Regions from separate parts of the Homo sapiens genome. Here regions 2, 3, 4 and 5 are each linked to region 1. A link is a loop called in an ENCODE intact Hi-C map of the cell type or tissue named here. Cell type or tissue: OCI-LY7. All regions are shown on one strand. Links, peaks and the distances in the headings refer to the core of each region. The heading gives the core; the rest is flanking DNA. Region 1 has its middle 190 kb from the start of EFCAB11. Region 2 overlaps FOXN3 (forkhead box N3). Region 3 overlaps FOXN3 (forkhead box N3). Region 4 has its middle 76 kb from the start of FOXN3-AS1. Region 5 overlaps FOXN3 (forkhead box N3).

What was found. Hi-C counts contacts between places; a loop is a spot of excess contacts. Peaks named below come from ENCODE experiments on the same cell type or tissue, not always from the same donor. Only the 100,000 strongest peaks of a DNase experiment are listed, where the experiment ranks them.
Region 2: a loop joins it to region 1, with 6 times the contacts of the local background. A loop is called at or near these places in 2 of 110 quality-filtered maps.
Region 3: a loop joins it to region 1, with 10 times the contacts of the local background. A loop is called at or near these places in 9 of 110 quality-filtered maps.
Region 4: a loop joins it to region 1, with 4 times the contacts of the local background. A loop is called at or near these places in 2 of 110 quality-filtered maps.
Region 5: it touches region 1 in a loop (5-fold over the local background); 29 of 110 quality-filtered maps call a loop at or near these places.

The regions. Positions count from the first base shown.
Region 1 is chr14:89,765,707-89,771,679 of GRCh38, forward strand. No RefSeq gene overlaps it. Among named protein-coding and RNA genes, the nearest start is that of EFCAB11, 190 kb to the right of the region's middle. RefSeq lists enhancers at 1,477-1,746, 2,536-2,585. In OCI-LY7, for the core only: CTCF peaks have their summits at 2,257 (motif pointing left) and 2,461; a DNase peak (open chromatin) is centred at 2,245; H3K27ac peaks cover 569 bases.
Region 2 is chr14:89,301,217-89,307,189 of GRCh38, forward strand. All of the region lies in intron 3 of FOXN3 (forkhead box N3), which reads right to left. Among named protein-coding and RNA genes, the nearest start is that of FOXN3-AS3, 46 kb to the right of the region's middle. RefSeq lists enhancers at 2,500-2,569, 2,600-2,659, 2,760-2,959, 3,873-4,142. In OCI-LY7, for the core only: no CTCF peak of the experiment used is centred there; DNase peaks (open chromatin) are centred at 2,445, 2,915, 4,065, 4,415 and 1 weaker place; H3K4me3 peaks cover 3,515 bases; H3K27ac peaks cover 4,491 bases.
Region 3 is chr14:89,332,958-89,338,930 of GRCh38, forward strand. The region is part of intron 3 of FOXN3 (forkhead box N3); the gene reads right to left. Among named protein-coding and RNA genes, the nearest start is that of FOXN3-AS3, 14 kb to the right of the region's middle. In OCI-LY7, for the core only: a CTCF peak has its summit at 3,521 (motif pointing right); a DNase peak (open chromatin) is centred at 3,564; H3K27ac peaks cover 458 bases.
Region 4 is chr14:89,490,811-89,496,783 of GRCh38, forward strand. It overlaps a transcript of FOXN3 not described here. Among named protein-coding and RNA genes, the nearest start is that of FOXN3-AS1, 76 kb to the left of the region's middle. In OCI-LY7, for the core only: no CTCF peak of the experiment used is centred there; a DNase peak (open chromatin) is centred at 3,431; H3K4me3 peaks cover 1,503 bases; H3K27ac peaks cover 1,031 bases.
Region 5 is chr14:89,175,039-89,181,011 of GRCh38, forward strand. FOXN3 (forkhead box N3) reads right to left here. Exons shown (of 6, transcript NM_005197.4): 5 at 5,663-5,768. Among named protein-coding and RNA genes, the nearest start is that of FOXN3-AS3, 170 kb to the right of the region's middle. RefSeq lists an enhancer at 159-660. In OCI-LY7, for the core only: CTCF peaks have their summits at 2,575 (motif pointing right) and 2,777; a DNase peak (open chromatin) is centred at 2,603.

The sequences.
Region 1 (5,973 bases), core at 262-5,261:
ATGTTACCTAGGTTGTTCTCAAACTCCTGGGCTCAAGTGATCTTCCCATCTCAGCCTCCCAAACTGCTGGGCTGACAAGCATGAGCCACCACCACGCCTGGCCTTCAAAATTCTTATGACACTGTGTGGACCAACAATTTCTGTAGATGCATTTATACTTTGGTTGCCCAGGCTGGTCTCGACTCCTGGCCTCAAGTTATCCTCCCACCTTGCTGTCCCAAAATGCTGGGATTACAGGCATGAGCCACCATGCCAAACCCACCTCATGGTCTCAAATGGCTGCTGGAGTTCCAGCCATTGCATCCCTACCAGAGGAAGGATAGTAGGAGAAGAAGGGCATGGTCACACTGAGCTGCAAGGGAGGTTGGTGGCCATGTGCCCAGTTATTCATAAAATTTGGGAGCTCTAGTACCAAGGCAGAAGGGAAGAACAGGCATTGGGGGCCATCCACAGCTTCTGCCACACCTGCCTCCCCTACTCCAGACACCTGGCATCACCTCTACCCTTCATCTGCCACCTCACCCCCGCTCTGGAGCTGACCGACTCCCACACAGAGCAGTCAGTGAGTTAATGTCCATGGTCATGCTGTAGGACTGCTGCTTGGCACTTCTGTGCCTGCATACCAGAGAATTGTACTTCTGAATCAGTTTCCCTCCCAGCACCCCTCTTCCATGATGGCGGCCTGTCCAGCTCTTGCCAGTGCCCTCTCTATGGAGTCTAGTCTCTCTCTGTCATGCCCTCAATCTCTCCAGACACTGGCTGGGGCCCTTTTCTGATGGACCCACCACCCAGATCCCAGTATCAGGCCACCCAGCTTTCAGGGTCACTTCCTGCCTAGATCTTTGCCTCACCTCTCTCTACCTCTTCACTGAGTTGCTCAAACTACACCTGAACTTGACATGCTTATTAGCTTCTCACCAATGATGACAGTGAGCAAAGTCTTTTTTTTCCTGGAAAGGACTAATTCCAAAAAACCATAATTCTTAGGAGCTATGTATTTTTCTTTCAAAATAAGAACTTGAATCCCAAGAGAAAATGTACACCCTTGTAGTTTAGATCACAAGGGCATGACTTGTCAACTCAGAGAGTGGCCTACAGCCTTGGTTCCATCTCTTGCTAGCTGTGGGACTTAGGCATATAACTTACCATCTCCGAGCTCTGGGTTCCACAACTGGAAAACTATCCTAAGCACAGCACCTACCTTTCAGCACTATAAGGAAGATTATGGAAGATTAAATGAGGTACACTGCCCGGTGCATGGCAAGCACAAAGTAAAGTTACTTATAATAATAATTGATTTATAATAACATGAATTTTAAATATCAGTAAATTGGCACTGATTTTTTAGTTGCTAAAATGTTACTGCCTGGGCTTTTGTGAGAAGTAGTTCAGTGCAGTCAGCGTTTCAATTTTTCATTCTGAAATCTTGTCTAACTCCTTACTTCCTCCTTTCCCTGGTGGACTCAAGCAGTGGAGGTCCCAGTGTGCCTTACACCTGAGGAGGTGTGGTGTGTACATCAAAATCAAGCCTGCTTCCTTTTGGTAAATAGTTACACCACACCAGGCGAGGGCCTGCCTACTCCAGTGTGGCCGATGTATTTTTCCAAACCCATAATCAACCCAGAGATCATTGGCCCAACCACATCTGCTGCCCTTGATATTACATCTTGGAGTGGCAGTTGAGGGCCTGGCCAAGTAGAGAACTTGTCTTTTGGGGATGAAGTAGCATTCTCCCCCAACTCTCACTTTCTTTTCTACACGTGGATTTCTTTCTGAGTCTCATTTTATCTTTGTCTTTTTGGCTTTCTTTGTCTACACAATTGTTTTATTTATTTATTTGCCCCATCCCCCTACTTTTTTTGCAATGGGGTCTCTATGTTGCCCAGAAGCATCTGGAACACCTGGGCTCAAGCGATCCTCCCATCTCAGCCTCCCAAGTAGCTGGGACTACAGGCCCGAGTTACCACATGCAGCCCCACGATTGTTCCTTTTTACATATTAAATAACCTATGCTTAATTTAGAAAATGCAAAAAATGAAAAGATGGGGAAAAAAACCAAACACGTAACTCCTGCACCTTGGTGTGTACCCATCCAGAACACTACACATGCACACAATTTTTGTTTTCTCGGAAATAAAATCATATGAGCTAGACCAGTGGTTCTCAATCAGGGTGATTTTTCCCCCACAGAAGACATTCAGCAATGTCTGCAGACATTTTAGGTTGTCAAAACTGGGGCAGGTGGTGATACTGGCATCTAGTGGTTGAGGCCAGAGATACTGCTAAACATCCTAAAACGCACAGGCCAGCCCTCAACAACAACAAATTACCTAGCCCCAAATGTCAAAAGGCCCAAGGTTAGGAAACTCTGGTCTAGACCACGGTTAAGCAAACTACTGCCCTCCTGGTTGGCTACCTGTTTTTATAAATAAAGTTTTATTAGAACACGGAGATGTCCATTCATTTCTATGTCATCTATGGCTGCTTTGACTTACAACGCAAGTGAGCAGTTGTAACAGAAACTGTGTGGTCACAAGTCCTAAAATAAATATGAGCCACATATGAAATTTCAAGTTTTTCTAGTAGCCACATTTTTTTAAAGTACAAAAAAAGCAGGGGAAATTAATGTTAGTAATATGCCCCAAATATTATCATTTCAACCTTGAATCAACATAAAAATTAATGAAATATTGTTATATTCTTTTATTTCCATATTAAGTCTTCACTTACAGCACTTCTCAATTCAGACTAGTCACATTTTTTTTTTTTTTTTTGAGACGGAGTTTTGCTCTCATTGCCCAGGCTAGAGTGCAGTGGCACAATCTCAGCTTACCACAACCTCCTCCTCTCAGGTTCAAGCGATTCTCCTGCCTCAGCCTCCCGAGTAGCTGGGATTACAGGCACGTGCCACCACGCCCGGCTAATTTTGTATTTTTAGTAGAGACTGGGTTTCTCCATGTTGGTCAGGCTGGTCTCGAATTCCGACCTTAGGTGGTCCACCCACCTCAGCCTCCCAAAGTGCTGGGATTATAGGCATGAGCCACTGTGCCTGGCCCAGACTAGTCACATTTTAAGTGCTCACGTTGCTGGTGGCTATTGTATTACACAATGCAGGTCTACACTGCATTTTTCACTAAACTGCTTTTTTAAATTATTTTACTTTTAATTTTATTTTATATATATTTTTGAGACGAAGTTTCACTCTTGTCACCCAGGCTGGAGGGCAGTGGCGCGATCTCGGCTCACCACAATCTCTGCCTCCTGGGTTCAAATGATTCTCCTGCCTCAGCCGCCCTAGCAGCTGGAACTACAGGTGCATACCACCACACCCGGCTAATTTTTTTTTTATTTTTAGTAAAGACAGGGTTTCACTACGTTGGCCAGGCTGGTCTCGAACTCCTGACCTCAAGTGGTCCCCCTGCCTCGGCTTCCCAAAGTGCTGGGATTATAGGTGTGAGCCACTGTGCCCTGCCACTAAAAAAAAAAAGTGCTGCTTTTTTTACTTAATGGAAATAAAAGTCTTCTCATGTCCACCATATATTTTTATATCTCTTTTAAAGCGTTCAACTTTTTTAAAAGATTCCAATTTTCTGGATGTTTATATTGCTTCTGAGTTTCACAATTATGAACGATTCTGCCACGAACATTCTTAGATAAAGCTTTTTCACCTCATCTGTAATTATTTCCTTAGGATAAACTCCCAGATGTGCGTCAAAGAGCAAAGAAACATTTTTAAGGGTTTTGAAATATATATATTTTTAAGAATAATACCTTCCCTACAAGATGATTACAAGAATTACGTTAGTACATGTAAATCAATTTTATTAATTCAAGTAAGGTCAATAAAACTTAAAATAGTAGGCTGGGCACAGTGGCTCACACCTGTAATCCCAGCACTTTGGGAGACAGAAGTGGGCAGATGACGAGGTCAGGAGATTGAGACCATCCTGGCTAACACGGTGAAACCCCGTCTCTATTAAAAATACAAAAAATTAGCCAGGTGTGGTGGCAGACGCCTGTAGTCCCAGCTACTCGGGAGGCTGAGGCAGGAGAATGGCATGAACCCAGGAGGCGGAGATTGCAGTGAGCCGAGATTGCGCCACCGCACTCCAGCCTGAGTGACAGAGCGAGACTCCCTCTAAAAAAAAACAAAACAAAAAAAAAACAAAAAAAACTTAAAATAGTAGAACCTGGCACATAAAGGCACTCTATAAATACCATCTATTATTGGTATCAGTATTGCTCCTGAATTTATCTCCAGCACTGTGGTTCTAATTATACTTCCACTAACAATGTCTAAGAATGCTTGTTTCTGGTATACTCTTTCTAATACTATTATTTTTATAGCCCTTGCAAATTTGATATACGAAATTGGCTTCTTGTTATTGTTGGTTTAATCTGACTGTAGTTCATTCATTTTCTTCGATTTAGGATGTTTTTCTTGGGTAGAGTTGTTACAAGCTCAGTCTATAGCCACATGTTTAAGGGTTGGACCATTTTTCACCAGAATGACCAGGACAATAAGTGACCATTTGTATCAGTCAGCTTTCACTAGGTTACATGTTGTAACAAGTGCTCCTAACATCTCAGTGGCTCACAATAACAAGTATGTATTTCTCACTCACATTGCATGTGACAGCCCAGGCTGAAAGAGCGGTGCCCATCGGGGACATGCCATTCCCATGGAAGAGGGAAAGGAATAAATGAGAAAGAAAGCAAGGGTGAAGCCTCCAAAGCTTCAGCTCCTACCCGCACAGACTCCCTTCCGCTTGCATCTCATTAGCCAGAGCAAGTCATGGTGCCAAGTCCAATATCAATGGAGCAGAGAAGTGTATTCCCACCATAAGAGACACTGCAAGCTACATAGCAATGTGTGGGAACTGAGATAGGGAGCAATCCACCAGTAAAATCGATGCAATTAACTAATTGTGTGCCTCTATTCGCCTCAAGTCAGGATTCCCCCTATATGATTCATTACAGTTCTCATAGAAATGATAAGCCCCATCCCCGCTAGCCACCGTGGGAACAGACAACAGATACTGAGCTGCTGTACTGCTTCCAATGGGCTCTAAAGACAAACTGGTCTGGAGAGACCCAGCCTAAACCAAACACGAGGACATCTCCCACTCCCTGCTTAAAGGGGCAAACTTGCCTATCAATGAAAAGAACTTTGTGCCTAAAGTCATCATTACATCACCGACAAGTAGGAAACAATAAATCTCTGATCTGATCTAACCGTCATCAAACAATCATCCATCATACACAGAGAGTGTAATGGTTCCTTAGAATAAAGAGGATGGGGTTTATACTGCAGTTGGCCTCACCTGTGAGATCAATAGTTGCTATCAGCAGCAGCAGTAGCATAGTCACCACCATCACCTCCAGCGCCTTTTAAGGTCAAGCCAGTTACCATACACCTGAACCCAGCCAACAGCACAGGATGTTTACAGATAAAAGGACCGACCCCTGTCCTAAAGAATTGAGCCCTTGGCTCTGCTAGCATGGCTGGTTGGAAAATTATTATGCTACTTGAATCCTCATAAAAATATATTCCTAAAATCCTAACACTAGACAGTTTTAGAATCAATAAATGTATATTAAAATTACAAGCTGTTCTACCCCAACCCTGAAAGAAACCATTCTAGAAACATGAAAAACAAAAAAGAGCAAGGCATGTTTCCTAAGGTAAGTCACTTCCTATTTGAATCATTTATTTATATAACAAGCCTTTCTGGACTGATTAAGGAAACTGCCAGTTACACTTACCAGCTGTTCCTCAGGTTGGGGAGAAGCATGGCGTTTTCCTCCTGCTTTACATGTGAGTGCCTGTGCTGGAGATTTTTGTCCTCGTATCCAAATTCTCTCCCTTTCTGTCAGTCTCTGGAAGGACTCGATGCTCAAAGAAAAACACTTCTCATCCTGAACCAGTGGCAAAGGGAAGAAAACCAACACGATCCTTTACATCCCCCTGGG
Region 2 (5,973 bases), core at 620-5,619, 460 kb before region 1:
TCCTACCATTTTGGGAGACTGAGGCAGGAAGACTGCTTGAGCCCAGGAGTTTGAGACCAGCTTGGGTAACATAGGGAGATCCCATCTCTACAAAAGAAAAAAAAAAAAAATTAGCCAGGTGTGGTGGCACGCACCTGCAGTCCCAGCTACTCAGGAGGCTGAAATGGGAGGATCACTTGAACCCAGGAACTTGTGGCTGCCATGAGCCATGATCATGCCACTGCGCTCCAGACTGCGTGACAGAGTGATACCCCATCTTAAAAAAAAATGTGGTGGGGCTCGGTGGCTCACGCCTGTAATCCCAGCACTTTGGGAGGCCGAGGCAGATGGATCACGAGGTCAGGAGTTCAAGACCAGACTGGCCATCATGGTGAAAGCCCGTCTCTACTAAATATACAAAAATTACCTGGGTGCAGTGGCAGGCTCCTGTAATCCCAGCTGCTTGGGAGGCTGAGGTAGGAGAACTGCTTGAACCCGGGAGGCAGAGGTTGCAGTGGGCCGAGATCATGCCACTGCACTCCAGCCTGGGCTACAGAGTGAGACTCTGTCTCAAAATAAAAAAAAAATTCCAAAAAGTAATCTCTTCTGTCTCCCAAGGCAACAAAGTACTGTGATGGGCATCAGCGCCTTAACCATGTCTTTGTCCTGATACTTCCAACTGAGCAGAAAGGCCCGGCCCGACCTCAAAGGTACCCTGTCTACTCACTCCTTTCCCGGTGACCTCTGGCCACCTCCCTCACCACCTGTACCAACCTTTTCCTTGCTTGTGACTCTCTGCTGTTCGCAAACTGTCCCACGTGTCCCTCTCTCAGTCCCTCCCCACATAGTGTAGCTCAGGAAAACCCAAAACGAAATGGTTGGGAAGGCCAAGTGCGTTGGTTTTCTTCCACCATCACATGGGCTGGAGCCGAAGAAACTGATTCTTACACACCTAGTACCTAATACCCATTCGATGCTTCGAGAAAAACTATAGAAACATCTATTCCTCTCCTGGAAGTGAACTGAGGCAAATAATGTTGCTGAACTTCCATGATAGCATTAAATTCGAAGAGAACATAGTTTCAAAAGAGTAATGTCACTTCTTGGCCATAGTTATGTAACTATGAGGGTGTGTCCATCAAGCTTTACAAAATGTGGTAGCACACCATGCCTTCTCAGCACCTTTCTTTCTGGGTGTAAACAGTTACGTATGATTGTGAGGGTTTTGCTTTGTTTTACTTTGTTTTGTTCTGTGCTTCCCTCTTCTTTGAATTCCTATGGCGAATAAAGAGGACCACACAATTGAAGCTTTAAACATAACCCGAAAAACCTTAGCCTCCTGAAACCTTTGGAGGAAACTGACTCACACACATGGGCTGTGCTTCTTGGTGCTGGGTCATTGGGCTCACCTTTGCAAGTCCCCTGAGCACACACAGGCCACACACCGCTGCCAAGGCTCGTGCCTTCCTCTTCAATGCTACCTGGCCTGAAAGCTCCTGAAGGATGTGACTTATCCTCCAAAGCCACTTGCAGAGCCCAGTACCAATCGGGTCTGAGAAGGTATGCTACTTCTCTCCCTTTCATCTGCCCTTCTCTGTCCACCTCCACCCTCTTCAAAGGCTGCCCACCTCCGCCCTCTTCAAAGGCATTGTTCAAAGGAGTCACAGGCCACCAAGTTTTAGTACTGTGCTACAGCTTAGCCTTTCCAGGGAGGACACTTTATGTGTAGGGCATTCTTTGCCTGCACTAAACTGCTACCACTTCATATACACAGATTCAGGGACTTTTGCTAGCAATGACTCCACTTTAATTTGTGTATAATCCAGTCAATCGTGTGCTCAAAATGACTCCTGGCTCCCTGTGACCTGTGCCACTTCCAGGTTCTTTAGCACTAAACAATTGGCTCCACTTGCTCCAGCTTCTCCTGCCACCCCTTGTCTTTTAGTTTTTTTCGCTCTGACAATACCAAGTTGCTCATGGTCCCTTGGAGACACCAGAGCGCCTTTGACCTCTGTCATTGCTACTCAGTTGCCCCTGCTTGGAATGTCCCTCACTCCCTTGTTTTCTTTGCAAACTTTTATGCTGTCTTGAAAATACTGCTCCTCCTGTCTTCTTCCTGCCTCCCTCCATGCTGAGAGCAGATCCTATCTGTCTTATGCTGTCTCCTTTCCATGAAACACAGGGTATTATAAGTTAGTTATTTATGGAGCTAGACTGTGAGCTCTCTGAAGACACTGACGATCTGATTCAGCTCATGTCCCCAGGAGCTGGCATGGAGTAGGTGTTCAATAAACATCTGCTAAAAAAAAAAAACAAAAAAAAAACTAGCCCTATAAAGTATATAGGGCTGGTATTATGATCCTCATTTTGCAGCTAAGAACACTTAATTCAGAAAGGAAAAGTCACTTAATGAGGGTCGCATGGCTAGTAAGTGACTCATGCTCTCTTCATTGCCATGATGCTTACATAACTACCTCCCGTTTCCTGCTGTCTCTTGAGTTTGGTGATCTACAGAAAAGAAAAGGAAAACTGAAGAAACAATACAAACACTTCAAAAGTTTAATGGATGTTTCTGAGCATCTATACATCGCCTTCTTCTCAGAACAGACATTGAGGACAGTCCTATAATTCACTATTATCAGTGTATCTACTTTAACTTGGAGCCCAGGCAACCAAGCACTAAATTAACACTGCCCTGTCTCTGCAAAGGTGATGGGGGACAAGACGCCTTGTAACTTTGAAGAAGAGATTTACACACCCCTGTGTCTCCCATATAAATGGACTCAAGAGCTGCAGCAGTCCATAAATGATCCTTTCTTTCCACTGTTGATAGTTGAAGGCAGCCGTTTCCAGCTTCTTGCCGGTGATCACTCTGCTAAAAATAGCTTTGATGCTGTCACATGCAAACTTGAACAGAACCTGAAAGCAGTTCCCCTTTTAGTTCTGAGCTGGTTCAACTTTAAAAGAGAGGCAGCTGTGAACACACTCCAGCGTGTTTACATGATGCTGAAGTAGTTCAGCTCGTAGTAAAAATACCACTGAAAAGGGACAGGCTTGGGTTTGCAGCCTCTGCTGACGACATTTCTTCCTGCTGAGCTGGAGCCCGGGAAGGGGCGGGAAGGGGCGGTAAGGTTAGCAGGGAAAATCCAAAATGTCCAGTTTGAAGGGGAAAGTGGCTGTGAGCAGAACCGCGGTGAAGACAGGAGAGAGATGTTTGTTGAGATGTGAGATTTCTGACTATGGTGGAGGTGGGGGCAGGAGAGGCGGCAAAGATCATATAGAAAAGAGAACTTAGACAACAGGGGGTGCTTTTTAAAAATTCTGTTAAAAATATCTAAGGGCTGTTTTTTTAGAAATCAAGGAAACAAAGGATGAAATACATTCAACATCTTGGCCATTCATTTGATACCTTATGTTGGTTTGCTGGGCAAATGGATGATTCTGGATGTGTTCTGAAAACTGGGCCCAAAACTAAGGATAAAGCAGAGTATGGGCTTGGAAACCAGAGAAAACCTGGGCATTCAACCCGGCTGCTCCTCGTCTGGCCCCCATAAAACTTGGCTTAAGCACTGGTGTCTCCCAGACCTTCTGCACAGAGCTGGGAGTTAAGTGAGAAAATACACACCGAAGTGCCTGGTGGAGCGGGGGACCCTGACCCATAATAGACAACGTCCTTTAAAAACATATACCCAGAGGAGAGGAAGCTGACAGTGATCTGCGGACAAATCTGGAATACAGTGTAGTTTCTTAAAAAAAAAAAAAAAAAAAGTACCAACCAAATAAATAGTGTTTTTTCTTCCTTCTTAATTCTATGTGGCCAAAGCATGACTCACACTATATTTGCTTATGAAATGAGAATTCATTTTACGAAGTTGTCCTAGAAAACTTACGCTGAGCCCGGCTGATCTGGAGGGGACGAGAGGAAGGCCTGGCCAGCACCAGGACGGATCACACAGGCCGGGTGCTGGTGTCTGTACCCACTGAGGGCCACTAGGAGATGGGAACTGAGGTCATCGATGGTGAACTCGCGGCTCCTGCTTAAGAACCAGAATCCTGACTTCAGACGTTTATGCTGGAGCTTCACATATGTTTCAGAACCCATCGTTCAACAAAAACCTCAGATTCATCTTAAGAGCCCTTGAGAAAAGGACGCCTCTATGACATCACTGTCCTACCCGATGAGTTTCAGTACCATGAGCAGATGACATGTGACCCAAGTACGAAGTGAGCAGGTTCTCTAAACAAGCTATAAATTTGAGCAGCACACTGAGGTTATATTAGCATAGGAATTTATCACGTAAGTTATATGTTTGAACAACAGAACAGACTTAACATACTGCTGTATCTTTAACTATCATTTTTTGTTAACAAGACAAAAGAATTTACAGTTTCTGCCAACTGTTTTGTTGGCCCCTAATACCACGATTAGCTGTTGCCAGGCAACCATGAAGCATGCTTCCTCCCAAATCAGGAAGACCCACTGCTAAATCTAGACTAATTATAAAAGGAGACAAATATTTAAAAGCCTTATATTTATGAAGGATTTGGGAGGTGCCCTGATAAGAATGATTCTTATTAAACGGATCTAACTAAATACAATGCATATGTCTGCAGTGCATTGTCACAGGTTTTGTAAAACAATTTAGGAAAACTGAATGTTTCTGCAACTTTCCTAATTTCCCTCAATAGGATACTAAACAAAACCAGGTGTTTATAATTTGTGGAAGCATGTCTTTTGCCTACTTCTCTAAGAATAAGGATGAAAAGAAGCAGCTGAGAGACCTAAGCCTTTTAAAATACATATATATTTGCAAAGAAATTATGAGAACACCACCACCATTTTCACAACCCTTACAGAGCTATGTGCATATAATGCTCAGCAGCTTTCCTCTCAAGTTTCTGCCTTTGTCTGCATTCTCAATTCCCTCTATTTCAAGAGTCATTTAGAATTCTCTGTGTGGAGAAGAGTTTTTCAGTCCCTGAGGCGAGCCTCCTTGCCATCAGCACTAAACTGCTGGTGGCAGGCTCCAACAACCGGAGTTCTAATGTCTAGAGACCCTGCTTCATCCCCAAGAGGGGAGCTGAAGAAACAGAAAAGCTCAACACACACACACACACTCACAGACACACAGACGCATGCACACACACACACACACACACTTTGGTTCTCTTTTTTTTTTTTGAGACGGAGAGACGGAGTCTTGCTCTGTTGCCCAGGCTGGAGTACAGTGGCACCATCTCGGTTCACTGCAAGCTCCGCCTCCTGGGTTCACGCTATTCTCCTGCCTCAGCCTCTGAGTAGCTGGGACTACAGGCGCCCACCACCACGCCCGGCTAATTTTTTTGTATTTTTAGTAGAGACGGGGTTTCACTGTGTTAGCCAGCATGGTCTCAATCTCCTGAACTCGTGATCCGCCCGCCTCAGCCTTCCAAAGTGCTGGGATTACAGGCGTGAGCCACCGCGCCCGGCCCATTTTGGTTCTCCTTCATATGCAAAGTGGAGTTTTCTCCCCAAAAGACAAAATTCTGACTACAAAGTCAGAACTAGGACGGGGGTTGGCAAATTATGAACCAAACTGTACTAGCTGGAAGCTAAGTATGGCTTTGACATTTGGTAATGGTCAGGGAAAAAAGAATCAAAAGAAGAATATTATTTCTTGACAAGTGAAAATTATATGAAATTCAAACTTCAATGCCATAAATAACATTTTATTGGGACACAACACACTCACTTGTTTATGTGTACGTCTATTTTGTGCTAAACAGTTACTACATGACCCTTCATAGAAAAAGTTTGCAGAAGCCTGAAGTGGAAGACAGAGTAGTGACATTTTAATCTTGAAAAAGAAATTGATTTTGGATTAACTTTAAACGCGACCAAAACAAAGCAAATAGGCCATGTCCCACCCAATGGCCTGAAACCTAGGTTGCTCTGAGTGTGTGTGTTACTCAGTGACTGTCCTACCAAAATTTCCAGAAAACAGTCCCTGTGGA
Region 3 (5,973 bases), core at 486-5,485, 430 kb before region 1:
ATCCAGCAGGTATATGAAAAGGTGCTCAACATCACTAATCATCAGGGAAATGCAAATAAAGCCACAATGAGATACCACCTCACATCTGTAAGAATGGCTACTATCAGAAAGACTGTCTGTACTGGTGAGGACATGGAGAAAAGGAAACTCTAATACCTTGTTGGTGGAAATGTAATTTGGTTCAGCACCAGGCCGGGCTCGGTGGCTCACGCCTGTAATCCCAGCACTTGGGAAGCCGAGGCAGGTGGATCACGAGGTCAGGAGTTCAAGACCAGCCTGGCCAAGATGGTGAAACCCCGTCTCTAATAAAAATACAAAAAAAAATTAGCAGGCACCTGTAATCCCAGCTACTCGGGAGGCTGAGGCAGGAGAATCACTTGAACTCAGAGGGCAGAGGTTGCAGTGAGCCAAGATCGCGCCACTGCACTCCAGCCTGGGTGAGAGAGCGAGACTCCGTCTCAAAAGAAAAAAAAAAAAGGCTCAGCACCTATTACGAAGAACAGTATGGAGGTTCCTTAGAGTATTAAAAACAGAACAGCTGGGTGTGGTGGCTCATGCCTGTAATCCCAGCACTTGCAGATCACCTGAGGTCAGAAGCTCGAGACCAGCCTGGCCAACATGGTGAAACCACATCTCTACTAAAAATACAAAACAATTAGCCAGGCATGGTGGCGCCTGCCTGTAATCCCAGCTAACTGGGAGGCTGAGGCATGAGAATCGCTTGACAGAGGTTGCAGTGAGCCGAGATGGCGCCAACTGCACTCCAGCCTGGGTGAACACAGAGAGACTATTAAAAAAAAAAAAAAAAAAAAAAAAAAACAGAACCCCCATAAGATCCAGCAATTCCACTTCTGGGTATATATCCAAAGGAAATAAAGTCACTATTTCAAAGAGATACTATATCTGCATGGCACTCTCAATTTCATTGCAGCATTATTCACAATAGCCAAAATATGGAAACAACCAAAGTGTCCACTGACAGATAAATTAATGAAGAAAATGTGGTGTGTATATATATATATATATATATATATATATATATATATATATATGTATATAAATGTGGTATACACACACACACACACACACACAAAGGAATATTACTTGACCTTAGAAAAGAAGGAAATCCTGCCATTTTTGACAGCATGGATGGACCTAGAGGACATCATGCTACATGAAACAAGCCAGACACAGAAACACAAATAGCACATGATCTCACTTATATATGGAATTTTAAAAAGGCAAACTCACAGAAACAGAGAATAGAAGGGTGGTTACCAGGGGTTGGGGTTGGGGAGTGAGGCGGGCTGGGGGAAACGAGATGATGTTGGTCAAAGGGTAAAAACTTGCAGTTATAAAATGAGTAAGTTGGCTGGATGTGGTGGCTCACGCCTGTAATCCCAGCACTTTGGGAGGATGAGGCAGGTGGATCACCTGAGGTCAGGAGTTTGAGACCAGCCTGGCCAACATGGCAAAACCCTGTCTCTACTAAAAATACAAAAATTAGCCAAGTGTGGTGGTGCACACCTGTAGTCTCAGCTATTCGAGAGGCTGGAGCAGGAGAATGGCTTGAACCTGGGAGGTGGAGATTGCAGTGAGCCAAGATCATGCCACTGCACTCCAGCCTGGGTGAGAGAACAAGACTTCATCAAACATAAAATAAAATAAAATAAAATAAAAGCCCTAGAGACCTAATTTACAGCACAGAGACTACAGTTAATAATACTGTATTTTATACTTTAAATTTGCTAATAAAAGAGTAGATTTGTTTTGTTTTGTTTTGTTCTTTGTTTGTTTTGTTTTGAGACAGAATCTTGCTCCTTGTTTTGAGACAGAATCTTGCTCCGTCACCCAGGCTGGAGTGCAATGGTGCGATCTCAGCTCACTGCAACCTCCGCCTCGCAGGTTCAAGCAATTCCCTGCCTCAGCCGCCCCAGTAGCTGGGATTACAGGCGTGCACCACCACACCCAGCTAATTTTTGTATTTTTAGTAGAGATGGGGTTTCACCATCTTGGCCAGGCTGGTCTTGAACTCCTGACCCCATGATCTGCCCGCCTCAGCCTCCCCAAGTGCTGGGATTACAGACCTGAAAAAGAGTAGAACTTAACTATTTTCATATCACACACACACACACACACACACACACACACACACACACACACACAAATGGTAACTATATGAGGTAATAGATATGTTAAACTGTGGTAATCATTTTACAATGTGTGTATCACAACATCACACTGTACGCCTTAAATATCCACAATTTTTATTCATCAATTATATTTCAATAAAGCTGGGGGCACAGAAGGACCAAAAACCCCCAAGTTTTCCAAGACTAATTGTAAAACAACTCAGTGGTCCAGCACATTACTTTCAGTTGAGTCTCTCAAACTGAGTGTCATTCCTACACCTGCTTAGATTACTGAAAACATCCTCACATGTAGCGTTTGGCCACAAGTGGTCTATTGAACTTGGCACAGCCAAAATGACCAACAGTGCTCATCATTCCTACGATCTAAGTCTTGCCTCAGCAAATATGCTATTTACAGACACTATTTTGATAATTATTTAGAGCTTAATTTTTATACACTTGGGTCAACCAGAAATCAGCCAGGCATTTTTGGAAGAATCTTCACTGCTTGTTCCTTAACAAAATAAAATTAACCCTGTGTCTTTAATCCATTTTATGACTTCAATATCAAATAAAAGGATGCTAATTATATCTATTCATTTTTATTTCACAAATATTTACTGTGTACAATATTAGAGATTCAGGACGGTGGTTAGAGAGATTTTCATTTTTAAAGAATGTTAACAAAATATGTTGCTCTAACAACAATAATTTTTTTTAAAAAAACTAAATTCAAAAGATGGTGAGAGTCCTTGTCAGTTCTCCCTACAGACATATCAAAAACAAATACATATAAGAAATGATTAGAAAGATAGCTGAAGTATAGACATTTATTCCCAAAATGACTGAGAGTTTAAGAGGAACAAAACAAGAGGAAACCCTCATTTGCTCTAAGAAGAATTCATGGGCAAGAAAGCTTTATAATATGGTGAGGTTTGACTCTCTTTTTTTCTTATTAAACAAACGTATAAATAATCCCTAAAATATTGTGTGATTCTCCCCACCCTACATTCGCTTTTCGATTTTGTCTAAAACAGAAGTGATCCTTACACACACACACACACACACACACACACACACACATTCATAATCCTTAGTCACCCCTTCCCCATTCTCCTAACGGTGCCTCCATCCATCCATCCATCCATCCATCCATCCATTCATCCATCCACACAGAATCCTCTCTGCTTCCTCCCCACGCCTCCCCCATCAATTTCCATGGCTCTCCCTCTAATTGTCATTGTTTCCTCACCATTGCCAGTTTCCAATGGCAGGAACTCTCACCTCCCATCTCTCTTACTCTCACTATGCTACAAACCCTAAATTCCTTTTTAACAAGTGATATGTCATTCTTCCTTTCCAAAGCTCATCGAAGAATGTTTCTGCAGAAGACAGTGACCACAAGGTGGCAAATTACCTTGAGAAGAACTCAGGCTATGGGGTCAGAACAGTCAGATGAGGCCGGCTCAGGTCCCAGCTCAGCCATCTGCAAGCTGTGTGACCTGCTCTTTATAGGCACGTGATAGCCTCTCACATGCTGTCTGTATACCAAGTCTGACACACAGTAGGTGCCCAATAAATGCTTGGTTTTCTGCCTCTCAATCAAAATCCAGAATGGTTTGGAGTCCAAAGCAGATGGAATAAAATAAATTTAAAATTCTTTACAGTCCTATAGTGCTAAACAGCTTACTTTCATAGTTCATTTCTTAGAAGCCTAGAATATCGGATGGAAATAGATTTTTGTTTTACTCTACATCAAAGAGTTGTATTAGAGAAATTCAGGTTGGTTTTCCTATAACTTTAACTTCAACAACTCTGATGATGGAACATGCCACATCTAAGGGGTGAGGGTAAGAAAGGGTGGTGTTAGAAAGAGGGAACTTCAAAGGGCTTTAATAAGAATAAAATTCCATTGGAGTCACCGTATGTCCAATCCTTCCTTTCTCAAGAACAATCCATTAAAAATCAGGGAGGGGGAGGTGCCCAAGAGAGGGGTCCTTAGGTAGTCAGGCCATGGTATGCCGCCAGAATGCCTCCAGAAAAATCAGGACCTCTGGCACCACAGATTTGTGAGTTCTGCACACAGATTTGGTAGTACAAAGAATTGCGATCTTCCTCTTTTAGCAGGTAGAGAAGGATAGCATTTGGGTGACTTTCTTCCTATGGGATCAAAGTGCGACAGGGAGATTTCCTGGGAGAGAAAAGCAAGATTGGGAGCTGGGAGGAGCCGGGCTTTGTTCTCATCAAAGAAGAAAAGAATGTAGGGGAAAAAAACTAATGAGTGACTGCCAAGAGATTTAAACACGGATTATGTATCTGGTAGAGAAAGAACACAATTGAGTGTTTGGGCTGGCCTGGGGTGAAAACTTTTCCCATTATGACTGGGGCAGGGAGAGCTCCGGCGCCTTACCTTTCAAGTGCCAGTTCCGCAGAAATGTACAGAGGAGCAGAGGGAGGCTTCTTTTCAAAGGAATAATGAACAAGACAAAGCTGGAGCAATTCCTGGCCTGCACCACCGTCAGCACATTTGCATTCTCTTTTCTTTTCTTTTTTTTTTTTGAGACGGAGTCTTGCTCTGTCACCAGGCTAGAGTGCAGTGGCACAATCTCAGCTCACTGCAACCTCTGCCTCCTAGGTTCAAGCAATTCTCCTGCCTCAGCCTCCTGAGTAGCTGGAATTACAGGCACGTGTCACCAAGCCCAGCTAATTTTTGTATTTTTAGTAGGGATGGGGTTTCACCATGTTGGCCAGGCTGGTCTTGAACTCCTGACCTCAGGTGATCTGCCTGCCTCAGCCTCCCAAAGTGCTGGGGTTACAGGCGTGAGCCACCGTGCCCAGCCACATTTACATTTTCTACAGCAGCTGCAAAAAAGTTTCCTCCTGTGACAATATTTGGTGCCTTGGAGTCAACAGCCTGGAATTTATAACCTTTCTATCCCTGGGCAGCCTGTCTTAGGCTTGAAGAATGACCAGGTCCAAACAGTCTGGCCTCGTGCATACCCAGAGGGACACTCGGACCTTGGCAGACAGATGGGGAAGTAGATGGAAGGTCAGAAACACCAACACTGCAAAATTGCTAAATTGTCTTTCATAGAGTCCAGCTTCTCCCTCCCCCTCCAAACATCTGGACTTGTGACTGTAAAGGGGAGGAGGGTAGCCAATGATTTCTGGCATCCCAGAGCAACTAAAGGAAAATATTTTTCACTACTCTTATAATCTATGCTATGCATTCTAAGAGAAATCATTGATAAATAATATATTTTGAATAACACCTACATGTGAAGTTTATAGCACCAGGAGAACTTGCAAACAGTCCTGGTTTTCACAGATCTTAAATCTAGGGGAAAGCACAGAACATAAAGTATAAAAAGATTCCTCACAATACAAAACCATATATATAAGGGCCAAACTGGTATGCAGCCGGCTGGGCGCGGTGGCTCACGCCTGTAATCCCAGCACTTTGGGAGGCCGAAGTGGGTAGATCATCTGAGGTCAGGAGTGCAAGACCAGCCTGGCCAACATGGTGAAACCTCGTCTCTACTAAAAATACAGAAATTAGTCAGGTGTGGTGATGGGTGCCTGTAATCCCAGCTACTCGGAGGCTGAGGGAGAAGAATCACTTGAACCTGGGGGTGGGCAGGGAGGCATGGAGGAGGCTGCAGTGAGCCAAGATCATACCACTTCACTCCAGCCTGGGTGAAAGGGCAAAACTCTGTCTCAAAGAAAAAAAATATTTGGTATGCAGCATTTGCAGAAACAAGACTGCACAATTATTAAAAGACAGTGGCAATGGTGAGGAAGGAGAAATCAAATTCAATGACTTTCCCTGGGCCAGGCACAA
Region 4 (5,973 bases), core at 606-5,605, 270 kb before region 1:
AACTGGTCCACAATGTATATCTTTACAAGGTTTTAAGAATTCAGTTAAATACAACAGTTCCATTACAGTATTATTCTAGGTATGGCGAATCCTACAAAAGTACATACGTCATGGCCCTTGTCTTTAATACATTTACATATTAGTTAAGGAGATACACTCCTAATCATTTTTGTTTTTTTTTGAGATAGCGTTTCACCCTTGTGGCCCAGGCTGGAGTGCAATGGCACGATCTCGGCTCACCACAGCCTCCGCCTCCCGGGTTCAAGCGATTCTCCTGCCTCAGCTGGGATTACAGGCATGCGCCACCACACCTGGCTAATTTTGTTTTTTGTTTTTTTTTTTTTAAGTAGAGACGGGGTTTTTCCACATTGGTCAGGCTGGTCTCGAACTCCCGACCTCAGGTGATCTTCCCGCCTCAGCCTCCCAAAGTGCTGGGATTACAGGCGTGAGCCACTGCTCCCGGCCACTGCTAACCTTAATACAATGCAATATGTGCTATGATCATTGACAAATAAATGGTTAAGTGAACGCGGAGGATGGAGAAATCATTTCAATGAAAGGGGGAGATCTGTAAGGTTTTACAGAGGAAGCAGAATTTAAGCTGGGCCTTGCAAAGCAAAGATGGGACTATAGGCATCTGGACAGAGGTAACGGTGAGAGCAAATGCCTATGTGCTTTCAAGTATGGTCAGGGCACAGAATTCAGGACCCATGGACAGGGGCACAGGATGCCCAAGGAAAAGAAAACACAGTGAGACGAGAAGCTGGAAAGAAACTCAAAGTGGAAAGCCCTGGATGCCAACCTTTCATCCTGTGGTCTCTGGGAATCTTCAGAAGTTCTGGGCAATGGAGACTCCAGATGAGCTCTGCCTCGGGAGGTTTATTCGGACCATTTTACCACCATTTATGACTGGGAATAAGATCCGTCTGTACCTTCATGCTTCTCTTAGTCATTCCACCTTGCCACTATTTGGGAATCCCTCAAATTTATTTTATTTTTTCTAAATCAATTTCCTGGCCCTTTGAATGGAAGCGATTGAGTTTCCTCTAAGTACTGCCAAGATTTCACATTCCAATGACGAGTTCAGCCTAGCGCTTTACATTTAGGTTCATGTGTTTTTCTATTCTTACAAAAGAGTTAAAATAGCATAGACGGGTGTTTTGTTTTGGTTTGTTTCTACACTGGAAAATATTTCTGTATGATGAAAAACATACACAAACGTCCTGACTGTTGGAAAGGCCTGCTCCAGCACTCCCCAAAAAACAAAAGTTGAACTAGTCATCCAAGTAGTTCACTGAAACTTTTTTGTTCTCCAGTGTCAGAGTCCCAGGTTATTGAGCCCAAGTTTTCCAAGGTCCTTCAAACACAATAACAGAACGTTATGTAAACTCTCTCCTACCAATGCTATTTGGTCCCCTCAGCCTGGGGGGGCCAAGCACACGTGGGATCATGCAGCTTTCACACAGAGAAGTCCCAGGATACATGGGGCACACACCAGGCAAGCCAGGGCATGGGGACAGAGGTCTGCCCTCCCACCCACCCCAAAGATGGGTCTTAAAACTCCACTGAAGTTGGGGGTACAAGTGGGCAGAGCAGCTCGTCCTCTGAGAATGGAGCTGCCTTCGGTATGAGCCACCATTAAAAAGTTTCCCAAGGTCCGCACCTATAATCTCAGCACTTTGGGAGGCTGAGGCGAGAGGATGGCTTGAGCCCAGGAGTTTAAGACCAGCCTGGAAAATATAGTGAGGTCTTTTAGTTGGGCATGGTGGTATGTGCCTGTTGTCCCGGCTACTTGGGAAACTGAGGCAGAAGGATCGCTAGAGCCCAAGAGGCAGAGGTTGCAGTAGGGCGAGATAGCACCGCTGCACTCTGGCCTGGGCGACAAAGTGAGACCCTGTCTCAACAAAATAAAATAAAACCAAAAAACAACCCCCATAGAAGACACAAATTTCAATTCCCATCTCTGGATTGCTCAGACTACACATGGGCATATATGGAAAGCTTCAACATTCATTTCATTTATCAACTTATTTAGAAAGGCACATTGTATCTACCCACTGGGGTGTGGTACATTCCAGGGTTCAAGTCCCTGGTTTATAATCCAAAACCTGTCCTGGCCCTCCACATGCGTGGGTGCTCAGAAACTCCGAGCGCCTCAGAGGTATTCTCTTAACATCTGATCAAATAATGACTATAAAGAATAATATGCAGTACATACTGTAGATAGTTCCCTGTGCACATAAAAAAATAGTCTCATACAGCCCAAAGAGCTGTCTGCATCGCTTTTTCTAAAAGTCCACCTATGGTCGGAAAACTAACCTTCTTCAAATGAATAGATTAGCTTAAATTACCATGCCATTTTACATTCTCTTCACTGATACACGAATAATAAAACTATGAGGTAAATGCAGGCTTAAATCGAATAATGGGCATAAATAAAAAAATTTTTTGACATTAAAAACTCAGTGTAAATTGCACTACAACATACTTGAAAGCTCCCACAATCATAACGTGCACATTGAAATCCATTAACCTAATACCTAGGCTGCTATTCAAAAGTAGGGGTCTAGCAGGCAAATAAATACTCATTTGAACACTCCTCCGAAATTACTGCACAATTTGGTTGCAAAGTCACACACTTACAAAGTCTATCATCTTTACTTGGTTGCTCTGTAACCAACACTGAAGTCATATAAGGTTACAATGTGGCAGCATGAGATCAACACAGATACCAGCAAATGGTACTAAAAAGTAGCAGCAAATGTCAAAGACAAACCAGGGTCAGCTTGGAGAGAATGAGATATTTACATAAGCTTTCAGAAAAGACAATGGAGCCCCGATTTCCCCTTAACCGCACACCTAATCAACCTCTCTGCTCCTCACCTGATCATTCTGATATAAAAGCAATTTCTACAGTGATACATTCAAAGACCTTAGTTGCCATAAACTCAGCAGCTGTTAAAAAGATTCTGTTGCACATTCGATTTGCTTTAAGACTCAGCTATTTCCAACCAAAGCTTTCATTTCTTATCCATCTCTACCCCCCTCCAAAAAAAAAAAAAATAGCTTCATTAACAATATCCTTCTTTGATATGTCATCTGCCAAGGCCATTTTCTTACCTTTGTAACTCACATTTTTTTTCATTTGAGGATATTTACCCAAGCAAGGACAATTGTTTGACTGGAATCTTGCAACTTTCAACTTTGCCCAGATTTTGCCATCGTGCAGAAGGGGAATGCCGCAACCCCCGACACATCGTTCAGTTGAGCTAATACACATCTGAATCCAGAGCTATATTTTAAATTCTTTTACACTTACTTAATATAGTGCATGCCGCCTGTCCACTGATGCGATATCAGAAACCTGCAAGCTACTATTTCTGCAACTGTGTCACTGTAGATAGTCTGAAACATGTACGTAGCTGTTGCCATGGAAACAAACACAGCTAGGGTAGAGTGCCACGCTGTGTTAATTCCTTCACCCATGAACCCCAGGGGAATGCTAACATTCATCTTCTTTCTCCTTTAGTCTCACACTGCTTTAATATTTTTTTAGCATTATCAAATGATGTACTAAATACATATGGTACACCTGAAAATACGGATGGCTGAAATGAGCCGTGGTACCAACCTAGCCTGCCGGCTGGGCTGTCTGCTTAAGGTGGTGCAGCTCTGCAATGGATCCTTTCCTGAACTTCTCCTGGGAGAAATAAAGAACTTTGTCTTTCTTTTAAAATGGTGTGGGAAGGACAGAAAAGGTGAGCATCTTGTCTCCCCTAAGAACAGTTATCCTGGAATGGCACCAGAAGAAAGATGCTATCAGAAATGTACCTTCTCAGTTCTCTGAAAGGCAGAGGGAGGCCTTGCAAACTTTCTGAAGTGGATCCAAGCTAAGAGTTGTTCTCCCTTCCAAGTAGAGCTGCATTAGCAGGCTATAAACCCAATAGTTTTAATTAGGCAAAAGCATAAACCCTTAACAAGGGATTCATCTGTCCCCACTTGGTCTTTATTCCTAAACCCATGCAAGAAGGTATTAAAATGAGTGAGTAGGCAATGACATGGAAATCTGCCATTATTCAGAAAGGAATTGTGATTTTCCTGGAATTTGAACATTCTCTTTTTTGCTTCAAGTTCATATCTCTGTCCTTATCAATGCTTGGACCTGTGAAGAAAAGTCAAACTCATTCACTGCACCTAAAAGCCAAAATGTATGGTTATTGGTGCACTGGGCCACCTTCTCATTATTCAACTGGTAAGCCGCTTTAAATATTGGGGTAATATTCATCACGGTAGACAAAAGTAAGCTGTTCAAAATCTTAATTACATCATATCCCTTGGGCTGGTTAATAATATTCAATCTAGATGAAAATGGCCACGTTTTAGATTTGCATGCTGATGTGTTTCACTTGAATACAATTTTCGCACTAAATAATCACTTGTAGGCTTTAAAAGTGCAGCTCTGTGACCCTGAACTGGCATATTTTAAAGAAACCACTACTTTATTTGTGGGGATTATGGCAAAATTAGCCTAGAAAAGATGAGCAAACTTTTCCTGTTATTTTCCTAAATTGAATCATGCTTGGCTATTTACTATGATAATAATAATAAATTCATTCCTAAAATAAAGCAGAACAGAAAATGGATATATACACACCTTACTGGTTAAAGAAATTCATCACTTTTTAAAAGCAATCTCAAAAAGATGTTAGGGTCCAGTAGAAAACCTAGTCTTCAAGTATTAGCAGGGCAGGTAAGGATTACCCTTTAACTAATCACAACCAGTACTCATAAACTTCAGAGGCAGAACCACAGCAATGAAAACTGCAGTCCCTTCCATTAACTTTACATTTCTGCCTCTTATTTGCTTCAAGTTCAAATCTCTGCCATTATCAATGCCCTTACATTCCTCTAGTATCACAAAGCATTTTGACATAGGTTATTTCATTTGACTCTCATGAGAGTTCCACGAATTAACTTGGTAGGTATCACCAATCTCATTTCACAGAAGATACACTGAGGCTCCAAAAATCAGCAACTGGTCCTAGGCCACAAGGTAAGTGTCAGACCTTGCTTAGGTCACCTGATCCGATGTTCTCTATAGGGGCCGTGCTGCTCCTAAGCATGCTCACAATGCAGTTGGCTGCCTGTAATCCCAGCACTTTAGGAGGCTGAAGCGGGTGGATCATGAGGTCAGGAGCTCGAGAACAGCTTGGCCAACGTGGTAAAATCCCGTCTCTACTAAAAATTCAAAAATTAGCTGGGTGTGGTGGCAGGCACCTGTAATCCCAGCTACTCGGGAGGCTGAGGCAGGCGAATCTCTTGAACCCGGGAGGCGGAGGTTGCAGTGAGCTGAGATGGCACCATTACACTACAGCCTGGGCAACAAGAGCAAAACTCCGTCTCAAAAAAAGAGTACTTGACTAGAGTTAACAATAGTTATAAAAGGATAGATACTAAGTATCAGATTAATTGGTTTGGGGATTAACTATGGCTGGTGGTGGAAGTTAGGCAAATCCTCCTCTTTGACCTCACCCACCCATTTCTTCTCCCAAGGCTTTAGGAGTGCAGCAAGCGCTCCCAGAGCAGATCATCTCAGCCTGCTCACTACACCCCGCGCCACCTTCCTTCCCAGGAGTGCCAGCCCAAGTCCTGACACCACTCCTCAGAGAGGGCCCTGGAGTGGAAAGATACCTGGGGGGGTCCTTGGGCTTTGGAAGTGAAAGGGGGATTGGGAGCAGCAGTAATTATTATATTTAGCCTCCCTAAGGAAGTAAGCCATTCCAGATGCTGGCTGTCATCCCCCTACACCCCGCAATGTTTTTATTGTGGTAAAATACAGATGACATAACATTTACCATCTTAACCACTTTTAAGTGTATAGTTCAGTGGTATTAAATATATTCATAATGACATGCAACCATCACCACCATCCATCTCTACAACTCTGTACCTAGCACACAATCACTCCCCATT
Region 5 (5,973 bases), core at 515-5,514, 590 kb before region 1:
TGAAACAAACATCTTCTCAAGGGAGGAGATAAAGACAGCTGATCCGGAGCAGAACTTAGGCTGAGAGATGGGTTTTCCCGATGATTCTATTTTGACATGACCTTAAGAATTAATGTTTGCTACTACAGTCAGACCATTAATGCCTGACTTGCTTCATGTTCCATGGGAAGTGCAGTTTTTCACTTGAGGTTGCTGGAGATCCAAATAAAATTAAGCAGCCTTAGACGGTGATTGGATGAAACTCTCATATAATTTGGCAACAAATAGGGTGATCTAGACTTGTAGTCCAGATTATGGCCAGCACTCTTCAAAGCCAATGGCTTTGCCAACAAATGTACTCTGTGCTGAAAGGTGGCATGAATTTAATTTAAGCCTTCTCCTAAGGTTTTGGGGTACCTGAGGTTCCAGTGCTCAGGAAGGAAACCTGGGAAGGTCTGTGAGAGACAGGCTAGGTGAATCCATGAGGCTTTCCATGTTACTTATTTATCAAACACCTACAGAATGCTGACTATGTGCTGGGCACACAGCTGTGTGTGAATCCAAATAACACATGAGGCAGACACACGTTTCCTCTTGAGAAGCCCATGGGCACTTCCCTGAGGTCACACGGCTGCAGGAGATGGACCGAGGAAATGTGGTTCCTGAGTTCACGTACGTATTTTGTTGGTTCAGTTGCTACAGAACAGGCCTTCCCCACATCAGCTTTTTCCCAATCCTCCAGCGAGCCCTGGACATGTCATTCTTTTCTGCCACCTGATGAGGCATGTAGGGATCAAAAAGAGCCCTAAAGGTTAAAAGCAAGGTGGCTGAGATCCAGGGAGGTTGCTGTGACCCAACCCAGGGTGTGGGACAGCCCACGATGCTGTGAATGTAAGAAACCTGGGACTCCTCCTTCCCAAGAAGGCCAGCAACAGCTCTCCCAGGGCTATCCATCATGGGTTCCATTCAATGCAATCTCTGCAAGGGATTTTCCTGGGAAAGCAGCCGAAGACACAGGCATAAAACTTTAAGATGTGTGAGTAGTTATTTTGAGGATGATGTGTCTTGAGGACTTGACGCCCAGGCAAATTTAAAAATAAGCAGGTTTCCAACGTCTAAGGATGGGCCAATCTTGGAGGTTATTGAGTAAAAAGTCAACACCGTAAAGTCAATTACACTATTGACAGATACTCTTACAAGGAGATTTCACATCATAATTATATGCAAAGGAACCTGGCAAATAGAAGCTGTGTAATGATCAGCTAATAAAAGTAACACTTCATCTATGTCAATAACAGTTTCAGAGTTAAGACAAACAAACATGGCCTTTGCCACTCTGTGGAGGAAAAAAAAATCCCTGAAAGACAAATATTTTCACTTAAGGAGAAGTCGCTTAGATTCACAAGGAAAACCTGTCACACAAAAGAGAGTGGGAAATTGGTCTTTAGTGGGTGCTAATGACTCTCCCGCCCTCCCTGGGCCCCAGCTGAACAGACTGGGGCAGCAACCCCTGTAAACATCTGAGCACACACAGAATACTTGGGCACTGCCACGTGGTCTGGGAGATAACATTCTGTGTTGTTCTAGTCTCCACTGCACTGCTTTCCTTTTTAGCCTTGGCTGAGTTTGGGTTCCACTGACATGTGGCCAAATTAAAAATGTTAAAATTATGATGAATGTGAAAATGCAAAACAAGATGTTTTTCCCCAAGCACTTCTTAATGGGTTTTACACAGACACTGATTAGGCAGATGCCTCCATAGCTATGTTTGTGTTCCTTCTTTCCAAAAGCATCTCAGTGTCTACTACCTGCCCTACAAAAAGAGGGCAAAGATACTACAAGCAAGTACCCCTAATGTTCCAGAGCTTACTACCCCTCTTCCCCTAATTTCCCTTAAAACTGAGGGGGGCAAGTTCAGAATTGGTATTTGGACAATTAACTGCTAATGCACAATGGTTTTCTTTACTGGTTATCTCTCTCTCTCTTTCTTTCTTTTTTTTTTTTTTTTTTTTTGACAGAGTCTTGCCCTGTTGCCCAGGCTGGAGTGCAATGGCACAATTTCGGCTCACTGCAACCTCCACCTCCTGGGTTCAGGCGATTCTCCCATCTCAGCCTCCTGAGTAGCTGGGACTGCAGGCACATACCATCACACCCAGCTAATTTTTGTACTTTTAGTAGAGATGATGTTTCACCATGTTGGCCAGGCTGGTCTTGAACTCCTGACCTCAGGTGATCTGCCTGCCTCGGCCTCCCAAAGTGCTGGGATTACAGGTGTGAGCCATCGTGCCCGGCCTCTTTACTGGTTATCTGTTTATGCAAATCGTAACTTGCCTAGCTTCTGCAAACTATGGTTTCACATTTTACCAAAATGATTTTGTTCAAAACTCCTATGATGCTCAGGAAAGTCACTCCTTAATTAGACTATACATCCTTTTGTAGTGGACAGAGATGAAGCAAGCTGTGCCATTACAAAGCTATTGCCACTCAGTCTCAAACCCACCCTTCTACTCTGTTTCCCAAACTGGGGCTGGGGCTGGGGCTGGGGCTGGGGCTGGACTTTACCACTGGGTTCCATGTGAGGCTCCGCCACCAGGGGGTGCCATAGAGAGACTGAGAAGGTGGTGGAGAAAGATAGAACTGGCTCCTGCCTGTTTCCTGTTCTTGTGCCACCCAGCAATGCCTCTGTACCTCAGCAGCAGCATTCATTCTCGGAGGTGCCAAACCCAGTTTGCAGTTTTTCCAGCACTTGCAGAACTGTGTTCCCTTAGGGGCACCAGCACCATCAGAGGCTGCTTCCTAGTCCCTGCCCCCCACGCAAAGGTGAGTTTCAGCTCCATGGGGTGATCATTCCAACCTCTTCCCTTTGTTCCGTCAACCCTAGAGGTGGTAGCTGCCTCCTGCAATGACTCTCTCCATGATACCCTGAGTCATCTTTTACCCTTTCAGTTACCTAGTTAATAACTTCCTACCTGGTTCACAGCTTTGCTTTCTTTCTAATCATTTTGATTTTTACATGGTCTCACTCTGTCACCCAGGCTGGAGTGCAGTGGAGTAATCTCGGCTCACTGCAGTCTTGACCTCCCAGGCTCAAGGGATCCTCCCACCTCAGCCTCCAGAGTGGCTAGGTCACAGGTGTGTGCCACCATGCCCAGGTCATTTTTTTTTTTTTTTTAAATAGAGATAAGTTTTCGCCATGTTGCCCAGGCTGGTCTCAAATTCCTGAGCTCAAGTGATCCACCCGCCGGAGCCTCTCAGTGTTGGGATTACAGGCGTGAGCCAATGTGCCCGGCCTCGGCGAATTTTTAAACTTTTTGTAGAGCTGGGATCTCCCTATGTTGCTCAGGCTGGTCTTGAACTCCTGGCCTCAAGTGATCCTCCTGCCTCAGCCTCCCAAAGTGCTGAGATTATAGGCATGAGCCACCACACCCAGCCCTGGTTAACATTAAAGTCTCTCTGTTCAATTACTTGGTGTGGTTTCTGTCTCCCTACTGAACCTGTCTGATACACAAGTTTGGCTCAGAGGCTGTCTTGTTTTCTTTTACTCTGGAAGGAGCCCAGCTGAGGCACTCAGTGGACTGCATGAGTGGCAACTTTCAACAGAAACAAGACTGTTTGCTGCAGTGCTTTGTTATTCTCTAACTAGAAAGAAACCATCGGTAGTTGAAATAACACCTCAAGAGGGAACTAATCAGTAAAATTTGTCATCATAAATGCCATGAGAGTAAGAATTAAAATGAGAAGGCGGCTCCTGTTGAAGGTCCACCTGTTGTCCGCCTGGCTTTTCTGTGCCCTTCTATAAGGTATGGCTGGGCCCATAGTGAAAGCTACTCTTGAAGGCACTAAAAAAAATGGTCAAGAGGATAAACTGTAAGTCTATATTTAGAATCTGCTAATAAAAATACATTGTTGCTCCAAGCAAAAATAGTTCACAGTCTCCAAGTCTTCTCAACCAAGAAGGTAAACTATGAGGCAACACAGGAAAGATTTTAAGAAAGAATGAAAAACAGAGTATGTCTTTTTCATAAATGTGAGGTAAGAGCATTGGAATTTTGGCTTCATGGAAAGAGGCTTACCACTTAGGAACTCAAGAATTATTGACCTGAGAGTAGCCAGGAAAGATACCGGGGAGGTACAAGAAAAACCTTTCCATGTATTTTTGGAAAATATCCCCTTGTCAGATTAGTAGAAATGATAAGTGGTTTTATAATTTGTTGCTATTCTAATTGCTAACAACTTCCCATCTTATCAGAACCTATAGACCTTTGCTCTGAAGATTATGCGACTTGTCCTGACAACAGCAGGAGGAGTTAAAAGACAAGCTCGTGGAGAAGCTGCACGCGGCAGGGGAGTTTGACCTTGCTTCTCCCTCAGGCCCAGCTAAACACACTTTCTGGGTTGGTTTCCTTTTGGACATGAAACACTATGAAAGCAAAATGGCCTTCAGGTGCAAACTTGATCCGTAAACGCAGAAGGAGAGGGATGGTACCTTCAAGGGATGCAGCTCAGTGAGACAGGCTTTTTCTAAACAAGCAACCAGGACCTGGCACATGCAATAGTGATGCGGCATCAGACAACTGATTGAGAGCTAGCCCTCATCCTCAGGACACAAAGCACCCAGGACAGAAAGGGACACACAGAGAAACTGCTACCATACAGGGTCACTCATTGAAGGGCTAAAGCATGGGGCTAATCGGTTCACGGCAAAGAGAAGTTTCTCTGATGCTGGTTCCCAGACCACATTAAAAAAAGCATTGGGAAGGGATCATCTTTTGTGTCAGATTTTGAAGGACGTGCTGCCTTACATATGAGGGTGAGGGGAATCTATGCAGACAAAACTGTATGAATAAGATGGGCCAATACTGGGCATATTTGGGGAACACATTTGGCTCGAGGAGAAGGAAGGACTATCAGGGTGATGCAGGGGCAGTCACAGAAGGTGCTTCTGCAGACAGCTAGAGGGGCACGGAGTTAGGAAACTGGTCTGGCAGTGGTGGATGGATGGGCAGGAGTGGGTGTAGAAGCAGCTGGCGGATGGGAGGAGGCTCCGCCAATGGTGCCTATGAGGGCCGCAGGCTGGCGGTGGACCCTGATCCGGGGCTGACAGTGGAGATGGAGAGCATGGAGGAGAGAAATGTCCCAAGGAAGGGTTCATGCGGTTTGGCAGCTGGCCTCATTCTTGGAAGCAGGGGAATGATGCCACCTGCTATTTATAGACCACGTACCAAAGCTCGCCTCACATCTGATTTTGCATTTGATTTTCCCCGCAACCCCTGGTAGGAGGCAGGAGTTTCACAGATGAAGGAACTGAGCCCAGAGTCACAGGACAGGGGAGGGACAGGACTGGGTCTTGCGCTAGGCCCGTTAGCCTAGAATCCAATTAATATCCTGCCTTCTGTTTTCTTCTGCCCACCTCTTACCCTGCCTTCTTAGAATAAAAAACTTAACTTGCCTCCATCTCCTCATCTGTAAAGAGACCAGGATCATCTGGTGGCCCGAGAAAGAGAAGGGGGCATTTGGATTGGGAGTTCTTGGGGTTACTTTCACATTTCTGAGCACGCAAACCAGGTTTATTGCTGTCACTAGTTCGAAGCAGCTCCTCTCTGTCTCCAGAAGGGACCCCGTGGACAGAAAGCTGCCCTTCCCACTCCCCAGGCTGGCTCTGCCCAGCGCACTCCCCACTTACCTCATGGCCGCTGTCACCCCAATGGGAGTGATTGGCAGCGGCCGCACGCCAGGAAACAGCCCTCGGCTCAGGACCCGCGCTCCATTTTGGATCACTCCTGGAGGAACTGAAAAAGCAAAGGGGAGAAAGACACCGCACGTGAATTCAACTGTGAAGATTTCCGTTCCAAGTCAGAAATTCTGGATAGACCAATAAGAGAGAGAGAGAGACAGAGGGCAGAGACAGAGAGAAACACACACACACACGTGCACATACACACACACACACACAGTCACACAGACATGCACAGACACACACTCACACAGTCATGC